2 separate regions of the Homo sapiens genome follow, and region 1 is linked to region 2. A link is an interaction called in ENCODE POLR2A ChIA-PET data of the cell type or tissue named here. Cell type or tissue: GM12878. All regions are shown on one strand. Each heading gives the region's core, and the rest is flanking DNA. Links, peaks and the distances in the headings are about the cores only. Region 1 overlaps PRDM1 (PR/SET domain 1). Region 2 has its middle 51 kb from the start of PREP.

The links. Peaks named below come from ENCODE experiments on the same cell type or tissue, not always from the same donor. Only the 100,000 strongest peaks of a DNase experiment are listed, where the experiment ranks them.
Region 1: POLR2A ChIA-PET joins it to region 2 with 5 read pairs; 3 of 35 experiments call an interaction of 5 or more read pairs at or near these places.

The regions. Positions count from the first base shown.
Region 1 is chr6:106,095,233-106,099,627 of GRCh38, forward strand. PRDM1 (PR/SET domain 1) reads left to right here. Exons shown (of 7, transcript NM_001198.4): 3 at 383-502; 4 at 4,068-4,320. Among named protein-coding and RNA genes, the nearest start is that of PRDM1, 11 kb to the left of the region's middle. RefSeq lists an enhancer at 2,936-4,135. In GM12878, for the core only: no CTCF peak of the experiment used is centred there; DNase peaks (open chromatin) are centred at 2,461, 2,699 and 3,659; H3K4me3 peaks cover 2,312 bases; H3K27ac peaks cover 2,459 bases.
Region 2 is chr6:105,451,453-105,455,847 of GRCh38, forward strand. No RefSeq gene overlaps it. Among named protein-coding and RNA genes, the nearest start is that of PREP, 51 kb to the left of the region's middle. In GM12878, for the core only: a CTCF peak has its summit at 1,118 (motif pointing right); a DNase peak (open chromatin) is centred at 2,069; H3K27ac peaks cover 1,607 bases.

The DNA.
Region 1 (4,395 bases), core at 300-4,299, 640 kb after region 2:
ACTAGGAACAGGCTGAAATGGTCTAATCTTGACCATCTAATTCTGCAGTGTCTTATTCTCATTCTAAAAGAGAATGGTTATATTCGCTGTTCTAGCATAAAAAGTAATGATAAAAATAAAAGATCCCGTATTACCAGACAATAATCCCCTAGACTGTTTTAATGCTTGGTTGAGTATTTGCTTATGATCTCAGACTTTAAAAGATGGTCTCCCCCTATGGTGAAGCTTGTTAATTATGTAGGCATCATTAATGTCTGTTTACTTATCAAAATTTTATCATTGTTAGTTGTATTACTACTTGACAGTCCAATTTATTTAATTGAAAAGATTGGTTAACATTTTATAGTCAAAGTAATTGTTTCCTGTGTTTTTTCCTGTTTAGGTTATTGGAGTGATGAGTAAAGAATACATACCAAAGGGCACACGTTTTGGACCCCTAATAGGTGAAATCTACACCAATGACACAGTTCCTAAGAACGCCAACAGGAAATATTTTTGGAGGGTAAGTAAGGGAAATTTCTTCAGACCCATTAAATGTTAGGAAAAAATGGAGCTAAAAGAGCTGGGTGGCTCACCTTTCTCATCCTGTGCTGAGAAATGCTGGGGCTCACCCATAAGTATCCAGCATCCCCATGGACACAGGGAATTCTGAACAAATGTGATGAAACCGATGAAATGTCTGGCCTGTAGGTGGTTAGTGATGGAGATACGGGCTATATGTGAATCTTGATTTTTGCAATTCATTAGAGCTTTGTAATGAAAGGAAACAGTTTGTTGCTTGCTTTAAGGATAGGTTCATTTGCATTTCTCCGCAAGGAAGTAGTAATGAGTTACCAAGCCTTAGATTTCACCCCTTTTTGATTTCTTGCTGACTTAACTTTAATTGAATGGAAGAGTTATCACAAATGAATTATCTTTTTGGTTTTTTTTTTTTTGAGATGGAGTCTCACTCTGTCACCAGGCTGGAGTGCAATGGCATGATCTCGGCTCACTGCAACCTCCGCCTCCCAGGTTCAAGCAATTGTCCTGCCTCAGCCTCCCGAGTAGCTGGGACTAAGGTGCGCGCCACCATGCCCAGTTAATTTTTGTATTTTTAGTAGAGACGGGGTTCCACTATGTTGGCCATGATGGTCTCGATCTCTGGACCTCGTGATCCGCCCACCTTGGCCTCCCAAAGTGCTGGAATTACAGGCAAGAGCCACCGCGCCCAGCCAGGAATGACAAATGAATTACCTTATAAGTAAATGCCATTAAGGAAGGATAGCTGGAAGATGGGTTGAGGGGAATGGAGGACCACAGAACTAGTCCTATTTAAATACATGTGCATGGTAAAATGATTCCATTTGACAATAGGTTAATTATCTCATAGCATAAGGAAAATGCTTAACAGTCATATGCAAGATGATAAGCTTTCCTATAGCATCCAACCAAAAGATCTAGCCAGTACAATTTCCTTTGCTATATTAGGGTTAGAAAGGCCCCCAGAGGTGAACCAATTAGATGGAATCCTTGAATAAAACACTGGATTAGCAGTGAACAGAAAAAAGTCAGATTGCTTTCCTTCTTCCCATAGATGTCTCAGGGATATTTAGTTTCCTCAGAAGATAAAGAATTTAGTAAGCGTTTTTTTGTGCATACTTACATGAAATGTACATTATTTGAATTCTTTAAAAAGAAACAGCTGCATGATAACAAAAATTGTGTTATGCTTGCTTTAGCTGGTATTTTTGCCTAGAACGATTATATCGTTCGGACAAGAAGCTATTCCTAAGAAACAATATTTTTAATCCAGGAAGTTTTTCATTTTTAGAAATTTATCTTACTATTTCCCAAGCAAAAGAGGGTAGTTACAGATTCACTAAGAATCATGTGCTCACAATTTTTATTTAATAATTATTCCTCCTTAAAATATATTAATCACCTGACTTACAATGGTGGAACCATGAGTGCATTTTTGCCTTTATTGTCAATAACGTCTTCTCAGAAGTGAGCCACAAAGGTGCATAGTTCTTGGAGTTAAAGGTCTGAATTAAGACAATCCAGCATAAGTCTCATTAATGTGTGATTATTTTGAGAAAAGGCAAGAAGTACCTAAGAATCTCCCCCTCACTGTCCAGTTCCCTGTTTCATTTAAAGATTCACTGTAAGTAACTGAAAGGCTTTCCTTGGGAGGATTTATTTGAATCAGTCTTTCACATGCAAAGGATATTGTAGAACATCTCGTTTTTGCTGGCAGGAATATGAACATCTGTTGTGAGGAAAGAAAAAGTTTCATGCAAATTACACTGCCAAAGAAGGGATGTTCAAGTTGAGAAACCAGTGACATTTCTTGTAACTGTACTATGAATCAGCGCATTTTAATCTTCTAGATAATATATGGAAGTGCAGGAAGGTGGTAGGAAACGGTGTTCATTTTACATATGCGTTATTTTATTCTGTGTGAGTGACTTCATGGCACCGACATTGCTGTTTTTAAATGAGGATACAGTAAATTGCAGTCCGAGGAAGGCTAACTGGAATCAACATACCCGTAGCTTTAGAAAGCAGTTTCCGCACCAGCGAAGAGTACAAGAGCGATGGAACCCCATGTTCCTGGAAGTTTGCACATCAGAGTAAACAAACTTGAAAACCCCTCTTGATAGCAGAATTCACCCAGCCTTGTTCCATTTTCTCTTAACAAAACACACCGCAAAAGCTCTCACAAGCTGCTTTGATGAAGCCACATGTATTTCCCCCTTCACAATTTACAGGAAGTTACTCTTAAAAGAAAGTGATTCTGGTGTTTACCGCCTGTGTTAAAGGGACAGAGTTCCTTTTTATTTCTGATAACGTTTGAGCGAAATACAGAAACTATCTGTAGACTAGCATAGTCGGTACGTGAGTAAGGAAAAGCAATAACCTGCTGTCCGGTGAGCACAAAATTCCTGCTACGAACAGTGCCTTACTGCTGCTTGGAGACTGCAAGTCGCAGATCACACTAGGTATTGACTGATTGTATAAGGAAATTTCTTAAAGTCTAAAGTAAAGGTGGTACCTCCTAAAAAGAGGGGAAGAGAGAAAACTTTGTGTGGAAGGATAAGGAGTGTGTTTATAGTTTCAGTAAGAGTGTACGTTTTAATTTTTCTTCTTCCTCTGCCTCTTTGCCAAGTAGCCTGAGTGCATCTGTTATCCAGAAGTAGTATTACTCTAGGACAAACTTCAAATTCTTCATTCTGCGTTGCCTTTAAGGAACAACATACTTTCTTCCTGTTCTTTTTCCAAAAACACACGCCTATGGCTCTGTGTGTGGTGTTTTAGCCAGCCTCCTCCCAGATAAGGGGTTCCCTTCCCTCCTTTGCATTGAAAGGAAAGTGCAAGTCTGGACATGTTTATCAAGAGGAAAAGTGACTTCTCAGTAATAGACTGTCAAATTCGGGCTGCTGCCCGAGTGTTCGCTTTGTTATGGCAGGTGAAGTTCACCTTTGCCCCACCCAGTGTTTCCACAAAAAGGCAAGGTTCCAAGTATTCATATGAACAAGTGTTACTTTAGGACTTGGAGGGTTGGGGGTGGAGGATGTTTGCATAGTTGAAGCCTTGGGCGGGGGTGTAGGAAACGGCGAGTACAGAGGCCATAGAAAAAGCTAAGACTCAGTTTGACGTCGTCAGCCGGCTTGGTCTTCTACCCAGTGACTCAAAGCACTAAAAGTCAGCATAATCGGAACTGAAGTCAGTAGCATCGCCCATTTGCCATTCACTGCAGTAGCAAAAGTAGTACTCTGTGGTGGGTTAATCGGTTTGAGGCAGCTCCTTAAATGAACATTTGTGTTTCATTTTTCTGTTATTTTCCCGAACATGAAAAGACGATAAAACTGAAATGGAAAAGGTAACTGACAAAAGTGTGCCTTACCTGTTTCCGCCCTGATTTCTGCTGATTCAAGACTATTCTGGCTAAACTGATTGGATTCTTTTTCTAACTAGGCAGTAGGGGATCAGAAATCACACACGGTACCGGCTGTGTTTATTCTGAGAGGTGCTGGGGAGCTTTGGGTCTGACTTCCTTTTACATGCCTGTCTTCTCTTTTGGACAGATCTATTCCAGAGGGGAGCTTCACCACTTCATTGACGGCTTTAATGAAGAGAAAAGCAACTGGATGCGCTATGTGAATCCAGCACACTCTCCCCGGGAGCAAAACCTGGCTGCGTGTCAGAACGGGATGAACATCTACTTCTACACCATTAAGCCCATCCCTGCCAACCAGGAACTTCTTGTGTGGTATTGTCGGGACTTTGCAGAAAGGCTTCACTACCCTTATCCCGGAGAGCTGACAATGATGAATCTCAGTAAGTGGATTACAGAACAAAAAAATAAAAAATGCCAGTAATGTCGGTTCTGCCCCTTTGAACTAATAACATGTT
Region 2 (4,395 bases), core at 219-4,218:
GGTCCGTATTCCCTTAGTACTGTTTTCTTGCACTCAGCCAGATTTCCAACTGGCAACATCTGTGACTCCACTTAAAAGCTTTCTTTGGCCATCAGAGCCGACTCTGTCCATGCATAGAGCAGGCCAGAAGTGCCAAGGAATTAACTCTTTCTGGGAATCACCCCCAACCAATGACTGGGGGAGTCCTGTAGAGATACCCCAGTTCCCTTGGCCCTTGATTGGGGTAACTCTGTGGTTAGGTCTCCATAGCCTCTTAGAGCTCCCCAGTGGGATTAAGCTCCAGTTGTCCAACTAGTAACTTGCTTGATAACACAAACTTTGCTCTCTTCCTTCCCAGGGAGCCTATTCCAGGTCCTTGGAACTCTGGAATTCTATGTCCAAATGGCCCTAAACCTGGTTTCAGGGCTTGCACAAGGCCTTCCCTTGGCTGTTCCTCCAAAGGTGGATAGCCACAGAAGTGTGCAGACCTGTAAGCCTGAGGGAAGACTGAGGAGTGGCTATCTGGGGAGGGAAGCATTGGATAGAGCGTGAACATGTGGATCAGTGTCCACATGCATGAATGGAGGACCCCTCTCTGTGTGGCACAATATCAGAAATGGAAGGAGAGAGGTAGTAGAGTACAAGTAGAATGTTCTGGTACAAAATTCCAAGGAATCCAAAAATTCTAAATTTAACCCAGGCCCCCAGGTCACTTAGGTAAATTTGTCGAGGCAGAAGGATAGAATCTGTTTTCTTTAGCAGTTTGTTAGCTTGCTTTATAACCTTTAACTATTTAGACATTTAGAATATGGCCCTCTATTTGCACTCTTTCACCAATTCCTGGCAGTAAGTATGTAATCAATGGCTGCATGCTAAGCTATAGATGCGAAGAGCAAAAAAGAGAATAACTCGCCTTTCAGACGAGTTATTCCTGAGGGCTATTCATGTATACTTTTAGTCACTCTCTATTCCAACACTTAAAGAAAACCACTAGAGACTCTGGACCACTACTGTCTTGATGAAAAGATAGAGGAGTCATTGGTGAGGATAAATCACTGCATCGTCTTTAATTTATTATTACTGCTTTTCACAAAAGTAGCTGGTAATTAGACCCATCTCTGTACCCTGTTCCAAAAGAGGGCAGCATTGCCACTAGCACATTCCTTCAGCTGTAAATGGCCAAGACCCTCTGCTGGAGTAAGAGTCATCCATTACTTTGGCACCTCCAGGCCAGATTCTTGTGATACATTCTATGTATGGAAAAGCAAGGCTTTACCAGCAGCATCAGCTCATACATGACACTCACGCTTGGCTCTCTTTGCTACTTGGAGCCATTTTGATATTATTTGCAACGTGGAATGGTTAGTCTGAGCCACACATTGTTTTTAGTAATTCCATAATGTGGGTAAAAGTACGTGTGTGTGTATACGTGATAGTGAATAGCAAAAAGCAAATATCCTCCTCCCGCACCCCACCTGTGGTATTGATATTTCCACTATGCTGGTAGGAGTGCAGGGGAAAATACCATTTAGATGTTCCTGGGATTGATATTAAGAATTTTCAGGATACCCCCAAACAACCACTTCAAAAGATGTGCACTTGGGTTCTCTTGCTCATATGAGGTCAAACTAATTGGATTACTTAAACACAGATAATGCAGAAGAGGAAGTTTGGCGGCTCATGATCAATTAAAACAGTTTCCTTCTCAATTTTTGATTTGGTTTGGGTTTCCTTTGCTTTGGACCTTGGCATTAGAACACACATAGAAACTGTGTCTTTATAATTCCCCTCAGGCTTTTCCTAGAGGTAAGCACTCTAACTGGGGATGGAGATTTTGGTTAATTTCTTAATTGGCTGTGTCCTGGTAATGGTTTTTGCAGGATAAAAGCTCTATTTGTATCTCAGTCATTATGGACAGTGAGTCAACTCAGGACTTTAAATGAGGTTTATTATCTTCAGAGATTAAGGCAGTATTTTCTGAGCAGATTTAACAAAAATGATCTTGCCTAATTAAAAGGCTTCACTGGGTAGTGTTCGTCAGAGAGCCCGGCTGCTGGCTGTTATTTCCTGTGTCAAACTTCCTCTTACCCCTCAAGTTTGTACATGAGACAGTTAGAGGGGCCGTGTCTCAGCTCTGCCACCCACGTCTCAGCCCACTCGCACTCGATTGGACAGAATGTTAAAGAAAACTCAGAACATAAATCTGGGTGGGGAGAGCTAAGAACTCTACATTATGTTCTGTCTCGTTTCTTTTTTTATAGCTCATCATAACCTATGCCTATTTTTCCCTTTGAATCTTTCATAGATTCCAGTCATAGGCCAGATTCAAGACTCAACCCCAATTATTGGGTATAAGAGACACAATAGGTATTCAATAAACATCGGTTGAATTGAATTAAATGGGATTGAAATTGGCCCCACTAAGACATAGATCTCTTAGGGGTTGTTTGGCTGCAAAAACCAGAAATCTAGATGACTAGCTAAAGCTAAACAAGAAAATTTACTGTAAGGATACATGGATTTCTTTATGAGAAAATGCAAAAGGAAGTGGAAACTTACCAGGAATGAAAGAGAATGCTGTTTATAATTGTAAGTGCTCTCATTTCTGAAGAATCGTTCTATTCTTCTCCCTCTCTCTCTCTTTCTCTCTCCCCTTTAAACTTTCTTGACTTAGTGTGCATGAGAGAAAATGGCATTCCAAACCCCACATAAACTCCTCTTTCAAATGCTTAGTATTTGTCAGCTATAGCCATTCTGTTCTCAACACATGGGTACTGGCTTTCTTTCAAGCTTTGACAGACATCATTGTCAAGCAGAATTTTTTCCACTGAGCTTGGATACTGCTTCACATTCTTTTTAATTCAGAGCTCCAGACAGCCATGACTAGTTGTTGAAATGGCCATCTCTGTTCTAATTCCTCTGTCAATGGGTAGTCCTTTAAATATTTTAAGATAGCTCTGGGGTCTTCTGTGAATATATAATTCTAAGGCTAATATCTCTAATTTCTTGAGTTCTATAACATGGTTTTGAACCTACATTTAAGTTGCAACAAAACCTCATTTAACTCATAGAAATTCAGTAATATTTGTGTTGCACCAAACAACAACAACAACAGTGAGGGAAGAATCCCCTATTCCTTTCCTCCCATTTACACTTGTAGGAGAGGAAAAACCTTTCTCTAATCTCCTAGATTCTGTAGCTGAGCCTGTGAATCAAGCAGACAAAAGACATATTAACAGGAGAAAAGCATACAAATTTTATTTGATGTAAATATTTTTATGTGGCATGAGGGGCTTCATAGGAAAGAAGCGAAAACCCCAAACAAGCAGTTAGACTCAGGGGTTATATACCATTTTAACAAAGGGCAAAAAATTTGTGGAGAAATGATAGGACAAAGGAAGGGTGTCCAAAAAGGTCCTAGGGGCAGTAATTTGTGGGAAAGTGACTAGAAAATATATGAGAGAAACTAATGGAAGATAAGGGTTATTTCAGTAAGGTTTGTTTGTGCAGACTTATCTCTGCACCATCTCCTCCCCAAGTCCTGTCTCTGATAAGAGTGTTCTCTTCTTCTTGGTATCAGAAGGGCAACTTTCTCATGGGAAATATGCCCTTCTTTTAAGCAGAAAGGGAAAGGGCATAGATCCTTTCTTGCAGCTGCTGTTTCTCAATTGTTTTCATCTCAAAATAGTATGCAAAAGTGGCGTAGTTTGAAGTGGCATTTTTCTCGTCCCTTTCACAATCACCTTTCCCACTGGATTCATGAACTAGAGAAAGGGTGATCCAGGGAAAGGGAACTCATAGAAAACATACACAGGAAAACAAAAGGAGTTAATTTATGCCTTTTGACCTTATGACCCAGGTCCTCGGTCATAAAATTGATTTAAGAAATGTTCAAAGAGGCCGGCGTGGTGGCTCACACCTGCAATCCCAGCTCTTTGGGAGACTGAGGCAGGTAGATCACTTGAGGCGAAGAGTTCAAGACAAGTCTGGCCAACATGGTGAAAACCTATCTCTATTAAACACACAAAAAATTAGCCAGGTGTGGTGGTGTGCGCCTGTAGTTCCAGCTGCTTGGGAGGCTGAGGCACGAGAATCACTTGAACCTGGGAGGTGAAGGTTGCAGTGAGCCGAGGTCGCACCAGTACACTCCAGCCTGGGCAACACAGCAAGACACTGTCTCAAAAAAAAATGTTCAAAGATAAAGTTGACTATACATAATTTTAGTGTGATGACTTTAGAATTTGTGGCCCACTTAAAATGAGATGCTGCTCTGTTTTCTTCTGAAGATGGTCCTACTTGCCCTCTCTCACTTAGAGAATAATCTCTATGGGTGGAAGCAGGACTCCCCATGTGGTCTCAGCAGCAGAAGGTGGTTTCGTTACCATCTTACTAGCTCTAGTGCTATAGTTCCACATA